Regions from separate parts of the Homo sapiens genome. Here region 1 is linked to region 2. The links are chromatin contacts, found by Hi-C or POLR2A ChIA-PET in ENCODE. All regions are on one chromosome and are shown on one strand. Each heading gives the region's core, a stretch centred on a gene start or an enhancer-like site at or near the end of the contact. The rest is flanking DNA. Distances are from core to core; before and after follow the strand shown.

Region 1 (5,693 bases), core at 285-2,784, 180 kb before region 2:
TTTCAAAAAAAAAGTTTTTTTCTTGCTGAGTTTACCAAGGCAATAGGCTATAACCTTCTAGCTGTCAAAGCTACCTCATTGAAAAACCCAATTAAATGAACAAACATTAAGCATAGAAGAGCCTAGAGATGAATAAAAAATTAGCCTTGATGACAATGGACACTGGATCCAGCTGTACCTGAACACCAGTTTTAATTGAGTTTTCTGTCAGTGCAATTAAAAGAATTTTTTTTTTTTTTTTTGAGACGGAGTCTCACTCTGTTGCCCAGGCTGGAGTGTAGTGATGCGATCTCGGCTCACTGCAACCTCTGCCTCCCGGGTTCAAGTGATTCTCCTGTCTCAGCCTCCTGAGTAGCTGGGATTGCAGGCACCCACCACCACGCCTGGCTAATTTTTTTTGGTATTTTTCGTAGAGACGGGGTTTCACTATGTTGGACAGGCTGGTCTTGAACTCCTGATCTCTGGTGATCCACCCACCTCAGCCTCCCAAAGTGCTGGGATTACAAGCATGAGCCACCACGCCCGGCCGCAATTAAAAGAATTTTAACTAACAGGGTTCTATTTTCATTATGTGGTTTCCTCATAGGCCAGCTGAAGTCTCAAAGGCCATAATCATAGGCCCTGTGCTTACAGAACAACACTGTGGCTGAGAACCAAAATATTTGTGTAAACTTATCCTGCATTTACTATGGTTCAATTAAAAATAATTTTAAACTCTTGGCCAAGGCACAGTGGCTCACACCTGTAATCCCAGCGCTTTGGAAGGCTGGGGTGGGAGAATTGCTTGAGGCCAGGAGCTTAAGGCCAGCCTGGACAACAAAGTGAGACTCCCGTCTCTACTAAAAATAATATAAAATAAAATTTAAACCCTCCTACAACATGGGAAAGGTGTATACTAGGCTGTGTGAGAAAAGTTCTAGACACAGGTGTCTAAGTGTGGCAAGCAGGGTGTTAAGAGCTGTTCAACGTGGCACAGGGCCTGGTGCTGCAGGTGGCATGGAAATATTTTGATGGAATTGTGCTTTGATATGATGCCATTCACTTTTTTGAAGGCAAAATGGGGTGAAGAGAGGAGGCTGCTGGGGATAGGGAAGCTAACCATAGGGAATTATGGAGGGATATCTAAGAATAGTGTTACTTCCTTTAGTCTAGGTAATGTTTTCACTTCTGTCACCCACCAATAACCCATTATGATTTGTCCAACACAAGAAACATCCTACATTCTAACGCAAGTCCAGAAAAAAAGACAGAAATAACCCTGGGCCACGGTGGGAGTTCTTCTTTGAAGGAGGCTGAGGTTGGGAAAAGTAATCCTTCTCTAGGAATAGATCATAAAGGAGGCCTGCTAAGCCCAGATGGGTACCCAGGACTTCTTCATGCTGTAAGACCAGCACTTCTCTCTTCTTTAGGTCAGTTCTTTCTCAGCTCTCCACTCACCACGTTTTGTCCAAAGAGCTCTGCTAGTTCTTGCAGCAAGGTTTATGTTGAACGGGTTCCAGTGGTGAGGTCACCCTCATGGAAGGTTTCCATATATGACATGCCTCTGCTGCTACGCCCAAGAGCTTTCCCAAGCCCCTTTCACTGATGCTGTCCAAGAATAGGGTCTGGCTGGATTCCCACATTGAAGGGGCAATGAAGTTTCGGTTTCTGAAAATAGAAGGTATTGTCCTTTTTGTCCAATTATAAAAGCAATACATGTTCTTTGTAGTACATTTGAAGAAATTCGAAAAAGGATATGGGGGAAAAATGAACAGTCATCCCATAATTCTATCACCTACAGATAACTAATATTAATATTTTTAGGTACTTCTTATTCATAGTTTTTCTGAATACATGTATTAATGTATATTTTAGGAAGGCAGCATTACAGTGTGGTTGAGTGTGGGTTTGAAAGTCTGACACTATTCATTTGGAGTTCTGTGGCCTTGGTCAACTTAAACTCTTCTAAGTCTTACTTCCTTCAACAATAAAGTTTGCTGATTCTTAATCTAGTCCTCGGTCAGTATCAAATTACTTTAACTTATAGGTTTATTTTTTATTTTTATTTTTTAAAGTTTTATTATTATTATACTTTAAGTTTTAGGGTACATGTGCACAATGTGCAGGTTTGTTCCATATGTATACATGTGCCATGTTGGTGTGCTGCACCCATTAACTCGTCATTTAGCATAGGTTTATAATAAGCATTATCTGGTAATAAATTTCCCCCAAAATTCTTTTTTTCTTTCAATTTTTAAATGTTATTTCACATATCTCAGATTAATTTTAGAATAATCTTTCAAGTTAAAAAATGATACTTTTTAGCAGACTTGCATTTAAATTTTTGGATTAAAGAAGACGTAGCATCTTTAAAATTAAAACATTGTCTTTCTCTCATAGAATACCGATAGTGTGCCTGTCTTTCCATTTATTTTCTTCATGTTCCTCTGAAAAGCTTACTGGTTTTCTTCATATGAGGCTTGCACATTTCCTGTTAACTTTGTTCCAAAGTATTTTATATTTTTAGTTGCTATGTGCTGAATTAGATTTTTTTTCCCCCAATCACAAATGGCTATTACCTGTACTGAAAAGCTATTTTCAAAGTTTTAAAATGTATCTTTTAGTGAACATCGTTGTGCCTTTCTCTTAATAGGTCTGACCATTTTTCAGAATTTATTATCTTCAGATTTCTAGGTAGATACTTAGCTTGTAGCCCAAACCTGTCTGCTTTCCAGTAGTATACTCTTTATCCTGCTTCACTGCATTGGTTAGATTATCCTTTCAGGACACTGTTCAATAATAGTAGTTAGAATGGATCTATCTTGTCCCTGACAGCAGTGTTTGCTTATTAAGTATGACGCTGGGTGTTATATATTAGAAGATTTATTTTATCATGTTAACGAAGCTTCTTGCTTTCTTTTTTTTTCTTTTTTTGAGTCAAGGCCTCTCTCACCCTCGTCCAGGCTGGAGTGCAGTGGCGCTATCACAGCTCACTATAGCCTTGACCTCCCTGGGCTCAGGTGATCCTCCCACCTCAGCTTACTGGGTAGCTAGGACCACAGGCATGCACCAATGCCTGGCTAGTTTTTTGTAGAGACAGGGTTTCACTATGTTGCCCAGGCTGGTCTCGAATCCCTGGGCTTAAGTGATCCGCCCACCTCAGCCTCCCAAAGCGCTGGGATCACAGATGTATGCCACTGTGCCTGGCCCTTTCTTTCCTTACTAGGGGAGTTTAAAAAATAAAAAATAAATGTTGATTTTCATCTTAAAAAAATTTTTTTTTATGAGAGACTCTTGTTTCTGCTTGTTTCCTTTGACCTACTCCTGTGATATATTATATCAGTGGATTTCTTTTAATGAGGTCACCATTACATTCTAGGGACAAAAATCACCAAACGCCTCAGGGCTCTCAGAGTCAGGTAGACCTGGGCTGCCATCCGACTCATCACTTTCTAGCAGTGGAATCATGGGCAAGTCCTACATGAGGATGCATAATACATGCTGGCAGTTAGGATACTTTATTCCTTTACTAGATTGATGATTTTTTTAGTGTTCTATTTAGAATTTTTGCATCTATATTATTGATTTTGATGTGAAGTGTGTGTGTGTGTACACAATTTATGAGATTGTGCTCATAAAAATGACTTATGTCATTTACTTAATTTCTGGGTTTTTTTTTTTTTTTTGAGACAGAGTTTTGCTCTTGTTGCCCAGGCTGGAGCGCAATGGCGTGATCTCGGCTCACCACAACCTCCGCCTCCTGAGCTCAAACGATTCTCCTGCCTCAGCCTCCCAAGTAGCTGGGATTACAGGCGTGTGCCACCACAGCCGGCTAATTTTGTATTTTTAGTAAAGATGGGGTTTCTCCATGTTTGTCACGCTGGTCTTGAACTCCTGACCTCAGGTGATCCACCCGCCTCGGCCTCCTAAAGTGCTGGGATTACAGGCGTAAGCCACCGCACCTGGCCAATTTCTGCTTTAGTACTTATTTCTTTCCCCCTGGTTTCCTAGTATATTTTATTATTCTTTTTCTAATTTGAGTCCGATGCTTAATTCATATCTTTTGATTCTTTCTTCTTAAATAATGAAAGCATTTAGAGTTCTAAATTTCCTTCTCTGTATAATTTGTAGAAATTACAGAAATTTTAATTTGTGATATTGTATTATCGTTCATCTCTAAATAAAAGATGAATGATTATATATGTAGTTTTTCTCATTTGCCTTTCTTCTAGAGGTAACCTTCTATTATTGTTATTTATTTATTTTTTTAGACGGAGTTTCGCTCGTTGCCCAGGCTGGAGTGCAATGGCGTGATCTTGGCTCACCACAACCTCCACTTCCCAGGTTCAAGCGATTCTCATGCCTTAGCCTCCCAAGTAGCTGGGATTACAGGCATGTGCCACCACATCTGGCTAATTTTGTATTTTTAGTAGAGACAGGGTTTCTCCATGTTGATCAGGCTGGTCTCAAACTCCTGACCTCAGGTGATCCACCCGCCTTGGCCTCCTGCTGGGATGACAGGCATGAGCCACCATGCCCGGCTGATTGTTAATTTTTAATTTTCACAATCTTTAAACATCAATATTTAAAATGTGCTCACATTTGTTGCACTTCTCCCAAAAAAGCAAAGCCTTACCATTTATTAATTGGATGATTTTGGACAAGTCTGTGCATTTATTCATATCTTATTCCATGTCAGGGGACTCAGTACAAAGGTGAAAAAGACAAAGTTGCTGTTCTCAAGGAGTATACTTTAGACACATAAGCTAGCAATAAACAAACAGGATGATTTTAGCTCATGACAGGGCTACACAGACAGTAACAGTGATGAGATAGAGTGATGGGGAAGAGGTGCTTAAAATGGGGTTGTCAGGAAAGGCCTCTGCTAACCACCAGATCTCATGGGCTCATCTTGAGATTTAACCCAGCAAACCTCTTCTGAGCCAGTTGGCACCACTGATCTCCCTCCCCTCCTTTAAACTGTTGCCTTCCTTGATTTCTGTGACAAGATACTGGTGTCACTATCTCCTTGTCTCCTCCTACTTCCAGCTCCCTCTTTCAGCCTTCTATGCAGGCACATCTTCTTTTGACCACCCATTAAATTCGCTGTTGGCCAGGACAACCATCCCTCCTGGCGGCTGGAAAGAAAGCTCAAGTGCAGCACAGGCCCAGCATATGATGCTGAGTCAAATTCAGATGGCTTCCTACAAGGTGACATAGAGCTTCTCCAGGCTAGGACACAGGTCCACCTGGCTACCTAACACATTATTCAACACCAAGGAACAACTGATCAATAAGGTTAAGTGCCTATACTGACTGCAAGGCATGTTACACAGTGCATAAAGCAAACATGATTCTTACCCTAATGAAATTTATACGATAGTTCAGAAACATGACTTACATAAAAGACAATATGAAAACGCTGCAAAACAACAAAAAACACACACAACAAATTGTGGGAAACAGACTATAGTTGCCACTGGAGTTCAAGGAAGGAAGCCCTCAGAGTGAACCTACCAGTGAGGGAAGGCACTAAAGGAACTGGAAGGACAGAGCCCATGGTTATGTAGCGTCACAGTGCTGGATTCTGGATCTAACAGGCTGATTGAATGATGCCGGACACACCTGTAAGTTAAGGCCCAGCTTCTAATCTCAAACAGGCTAAGGTGAACTAAAAATTGAACCCTGGATTAAGGGGTGAAGACTTCAGTGAA
Region 2 (5,661 bases), core at 1,372-3,871:
TGAGGAGGCTTTCTCAGGCCAGATTTTAGTTTGATTTAATAGTTCCAAATTTAAGTCAGTCCTTTGCTCCAATATCTGATCATAGGCTATTAGAAGCAGCCAGGCCATTTCTTGAATGCTTTGCTGCTTAGACATTTCTTCTACCAGATACCCTAAGTCATTACTCTTAAGTTCAGCCTTCCACAAAGCCCTAGGACATAGATACAATGCAGCCAAGTTCTTTGCTAGGGCTTAACAAGGGTGACCTTTGCTCCAGTTCCCCATAACTTCCTCATTTCCATCTGAGACCTCATCAGGCTGGCCTTTACTGTACATATTTCTGTCCACATTTTGGTTACAACGACATTACAAATCTCTAAGAAGGTCCAAACCTTTTCTCATCTTTCTGTCTTCTGGGCCCTCCAGACTCTTCCAACCGCTGCCTCATACCCAGTTCCAAAGCCACTTCCACATTTTCAGATATCTTTATAGCAACGCCCTACTCCTCGGTACCGACTTTCTGTGATAGTCTATTTTGCGTTGCTATAAAGAAATATCTGAGACTAGGTAATTTATAATGAAAAGATGTTTATTTGACTCACAGTTTTTCAGGCTGTACAAGAATCACAGGGCTGGCATATGCCTCTGGTGAGGGCCTCAGGAAGCTTTTACTCATGGGGAAGGGTGAAGGGGGAGCAGTTGTGTCACATGGCAAGAGAGGGAACCAGAGAGATGCCAGGCTTTTTTAAACAACCAGCTCTCACACGAACTAATAGAGTAACAACTCAGTCATGAGGAGGGCACCAAACCATTCGGGAGGGATCCACTTCTTATGACCTAAACACCTCCTACTAGGTCCAACCTCCAACACTGGGGGTCACATTTCAACATGAGATTTGAAGAAGACAAATATCCAGACTATATCCACCTTCTAGAGGGGACAGGGCTTCTGCTCCTGGAAATTCAGACCCAGGAATAGGACTTGGCATTCTTCTGCTCCATCTTATGCCCACTCCCCAGCCACACAGAGCTACTTCTACTTCTTCAATACCTGAAGCTCTCTTTCTGCTTGAGGCCTTTGGGCATGTTGTTCCTTTTGCCTGGAACATTCTTATCCCCACCCCATCCCCTTGTTAGTTCAGTGACTCCCTAGCTGCTGAGCCAGGAGGAAGCAGTTCATCCTGTTTTTTTTTCTCCCCCCCCGGCAGTTATTGCAATTTAGTCCTTTGCTACTCAAAGTGTGATCCCCAGACCAGTGCAGCAGCCTTGCCTAGAAGTGTGTTAAAAATAAGTGTGGGGTCTACGGCCATACCACCCTGAACACACCCAATCTTGTCTGATCTCGAAAGTTAAGTGTGGGTACGACGTTTATTATGCCCACAAGATTAACATTAGCAAAACAGTATGAATCTTGCACAGCTTCTTCCTAAATGCAACACAGTGGCCGCCCTCCCATGAGGCAGAGAAATTCAGGTGTGTCCTCTGCTGGTCGACGCTCCCATTGCCTGGGCATCGATGGGCAGTGCTGATTTGCTGAAGACCAGGGAGAGAGGAGGGGCCAGCTGCCCTGACTGGTGCTCATCTTCCTTGGACCAAGTCTACACTCACTGCTAAGGGAGTTACAAGCTCTTCTTTCCTGAAGGACTCAGATAGGAGGCCCAAAGCTGTAGGAGGGAATGCGTCTGTGTTTGTGAATTGGGGGAGGGTATTATTGGGGCAAGATAGTGGGCTCGAGGTAACAGGAAGTTAAACTGGAACTTCGCACTGAGGCACTGGATATAATAGGTAAGAAATTCTGCTGTGAGATCTGACACCAAAATGAAGAAATGCCAAAGGAGGCTGTCAAGAACGGTTTGGGGTTGCCAGGGTTTGAGGGGAAGGGGATGTGAGGAGTGACGGTTCCATGACGACAGGTTTCCTTCCTGGGTAATGAAAATGTTTTGGGGCTTGATATGGGTGTTGCTTGCAAAACACTGTGAATGTACCAAATGGCAGGGAACTGTACACTTGAAAATGGCTAACTGTAGGTTATGTAAATTTTGTCTCCAAGCATTGGGAAAAAAGAAGAGTTCATGTGGCTCTAAAACTCACAAGGAGTACAAGGGTCAGAGAACTAAGACACTGAGGGATTTTTTTTATGGGGAGAGTTGCTGCTGTGCTGAATCTGCCCTCATCTAGCCTCAGCCAAGGGGCCGATGGGCGGTGCCACTGTGACCTCCAGACAGCTTCTTGGCCAAGGTGACTCCAAGTCCTCCTCTGCCAGGGAGCAACAGGACTGATGTTGACACTTGCCAGAGGAATCTGAAAGTCAAAGTCCACACCTATTCAACCTGGAACTCTGGCAGAGGTAGAATGTTGCTGGCTGTGTGTGTGTGTGCGTGTGTGTGTGTGTGTGTGTGTGTGAGAGAGAGACAGAGAGAGAGACAAAGAGAGAGACAGAGAGAGAGACACAGAGAAACAGAGAGACAGAGACAGAGAGAGAAGGCGGGGGGAGACAGAGAGAGGAGATGGTGGGGAGAGAGAGATAGAGAGAGAGAGAGGAAACAGAGAGTGGGGAAGAGGAGGGTAGAAAGAGAGTGAAAGGAAAAGAAAGGAATGACAGAGAGGGAGAGGGAGTGATTGCTTTGCCTGGACTGGGGCCATGGGCAGTGGCAGTGGATGAGGCCAGGCCTTGGGAATGTAAGGGCTTCCAGGGAATGGCAAGTGCAGATTTGTGATTTGTATGGGAAACTCTTTGGGCAAGCATAGGGTAGGAGACTGATTGTTTTCCAGAAAGTAGGAAGGAGGGAGGGCATGATCTAAGATAATTTTAGAGGTCAGTGACTTGGACCAATCAGTGAGAAAATCTAGACTGTTAATTCCAAACTTCCTTTCACCTTTCTTCGGCTAATAAGTAATTTGTTCATTTTGAAGGATGGTATTTTATTCTGAACCTGGTAAAATTGTAATGACATTCAGATTTCCTTTTACATATTGCTTACTGGTTAAATTAGAATTTCTTTTTTTGCTTCATTTTTGTTTTACATGTGTGCACATGTGAAGATGTGCGTACATGCAGGGAAAGTCAGCCAGCCTGAGACAATCTCCCCTTCCTTTTTTTCCCCCTAGTTTTTATTATGGCAAAATACATAAAACATACAACTAACCATTTTAACGTGTACAGTTCAGTGGTACTAATTATGTTCACAATGGTGTGTAACTGTCACCACAATCTATTTCCAGAAGTTTTTCATCATTTCAAACAGAAACTCTGTACCCACTAGGCAAGAACTCCTTGTCTTCTCCTCCAGCCCCCGGAAAGCCCTGTTCTACATTCTGTCTCTACGAACTTGCCTATTCTGACAATTTCATATAAGTGAAACTATACAATATTTGTCCTACTGTGTCTGGTTTTCCTTTCCCAGAAAATCCCCCCACCCGACTCAAGGCACAGATTAGAAAACCTTCCCAGGCCTTGAGTCTCCCCCTGCAGGCGGTGTCCTTACATGGTCTGGGTGCTGCTTCCCGACGTCACCGGGATCCCTGGGTGTTTCTCTCCTTTCCCTGGAAGCCTTTCTTTCACCCACAAGGCACCGGGAAGCCTTTGTGCTACTGTTCCTCCTGCGTGTGTCCTTGATAAAGTACAGAATGGACCAATAAATTTAAACTTATCATAAACAGTGGGCAATTTTTAGCATGGGACAGAATCAAACATTAAAAATCATTTATCTGAAATTCAAATTTAATTGGGCATCCTGTATTTGTGTTTGCCTCATCTGGCAGCCCTACTATGGACACTTCTCTAAATTCCAGACTCAAGTCCAGTCCACAGGTTGTCCACCCTTCTCAGAAGTCCAGGGATAAGGGATATGGACCAATCTCTAAAGAAAAACCTCCATTTCAGGAGGAGTTATGCTACAGGTGCCTGTGACTCCAGGTCTAGATGCTGGCTTTCACCACTTGACAGGGATTCCCTGCAGTGGGAGAGGTTCAGTGGCCTGGGGCTGACTCACGTCTGACAAACCCAGAGTGTGGGTTTCAGGGCCTAGCTAGGCTGTGGCCATGAGGTGATCCTGCACTCTTAAGAGTTCACCCCAGCATAGGATGCATAAGTGTTTCCTGAGGACAAGGTTTGGGACATGCAAGAGGCTGGCACTGGGCCAAGAAGACTCTGAGTCTCAGTGGAGTGACTGCTAGAAACCAGGTTTGGGGAGGAGGAGGAGGAGGAGGAGGACCAGAAGCTGGAGGAAAACCTATTGCTTGCATTGCTGGAGTTACGATCCAATATTCCAGAGGGAGGCCTCAGAAGAAGCCATGAAAACACCCAAGAAAGTCAGCTTGAGACAATGAACTGCCAGGGTGAGAGGGCAGGATGCCAAGCTATGGTCCCCATCCCCACCACATAGACACACACACACAGATGGGTCAGACACCTCCCTGTGCTGCTGAGGAGGAGAGCCCTGTCAGGCAGGGACAGAGGGGACTATGCTCCCCTAGATGGTGCAGAGAGGTCTGGCAGGGGAAGAGAGAAGATTTTAAGTGGAACTCAAATTGGGAGTTTCGATTATTACACTTTTACTTATTGAGTGGAGACTGGGCTTTCAGTGAAAAGTCAGCACGGTAGAACATGTAATCCCCTGACAGTGATCCGAACAGTCGAGGCATTACCTGAGTTCTCATCTCCAGTATAAGGGGAAGAACTCCCCAATTGAGCAGGCTTACAAAAGGCAGTGAGAGACAAGTGCAGTTGGGTCCTGATATTCACAGCAGCATTGTTCACAAGACCTACACATTATATGCAGTTATGAATCTGTTTACCAAACTGCTTACTGTAAGATTAGAAAATATTTGATATAATAAAATGTCTCACATAAATTATGGTGCATAATAAAATGAATACCCCTGAACCCAGCACCCAAATGAACTAGAAAGGTCACTATATTTGACAATACTTTCAAAGCTAAGTGTCTCTTCTCCAATCCCAGCTCCCTAAGGATGTAACCACTATTTTGAGTTAAAAAAATCCATCTGTCTGTCTATCTATCATCTGTCCATCTATCTGTTTGATCCTAAAATGACATGGGTCCCTAGGTGTCCCTGCACATGTTTACCTTGGCTTGCTTTTAAACCTTATGATAAAAGTATCATACAATATATTCTTCTGAATTTTTTTTCCTACTCAACATCGTCTCAAAGATTCACTAAGTTTGATGTTCCTTAATTTTCTCTTCTGTCTAGAATTCTTTTGCGTGACATACCACTTGCCATTTACTCATTCTCTTGTCAAAAGACACTTGAGTTGTTTCTAGTTCTTTGCTAGGGTGAAAGGACATATTTGGTGAAGATGTCCTTGTGAACCTTCCTGGGCTGATTATTGGTGAGCACTTTTCAGAATGCTGAATTATAGAGTGAATGCAAGCTTCCTCAAGCAGTGTGTGAATTCCAGTTGATCAACATCCCTGTCAACATTTAGAGTGGCACAAAGACAAAACTTTGTGCCAATCCAGTGAATGTAAAAAGGTATTTTATTCTATCCATAACATGCATTACCCTAATTAATAATGAACTCAATCTACATTTTATGTTTATGGGCTATTTGTGTTTTTCTATAAAGTTGCCTGCTCATGAGTTTAGCCCATGTGTATTAGTCCATTTTCATACCACTGTGAAGAAATATCCAAGACTGGGTAACTTATAATGAAA

Evidence for each region. Hi-C counts contacts between places; a loop is a spot of excess contacts on that map. ChIA-PET counts read pairs that join two places held with the same protein, here RNA polymerase II (POLR2A).
Region 1: a loop to region 2 is called in a map with no recorded cell type, with 2.1 times the contacts of the local background. The contact joins two enhancer-like sites. A Hi-C loop is called at or near these places in 1 of 37 single-sample maps with no recorded cell type. POLR2A ChIA-PET finds 5 or more read pairs at or near these places in 1 of 52 experiments (activated CD4-positive, alpha-beta T cell).

The regions. Positions count from the first base shown.
Region 1 is chr2:73,866,097-73,871,789 of GRCh38, reverse strand. It overlaps STAMBP (STAM binding protein), which reads right to left. Exons shown (of 10, transcript NM_213622.4): 10 at 4,622-5,693. Among named protein-coding and RNA genes, the nearest start is that of ACTG2, 24 kb to the left of the region's middle. Within about 2 kb of position 1,534, at least 10 of the 41 ENCODE cell types and tissues checked have a DNase peak (open chromatin) inside an H3K27ac peak, as active enhancers do.
Region 2 is chr2:73,682,890-73,688,550 of GRCh38, reverse strand. It overlaps the pseudogene ALMS1P1. Among named protein-coding and RNA genes, the nearest start is that of NAT8, 43 kb to the right of the region's middle. Within about 2 kb of position 2,621, at least 2 of the 41 ENCODE cell types and tissues checked have a DNase peak (open chromatin) inside an H3K27ac peak, as active enhancers do.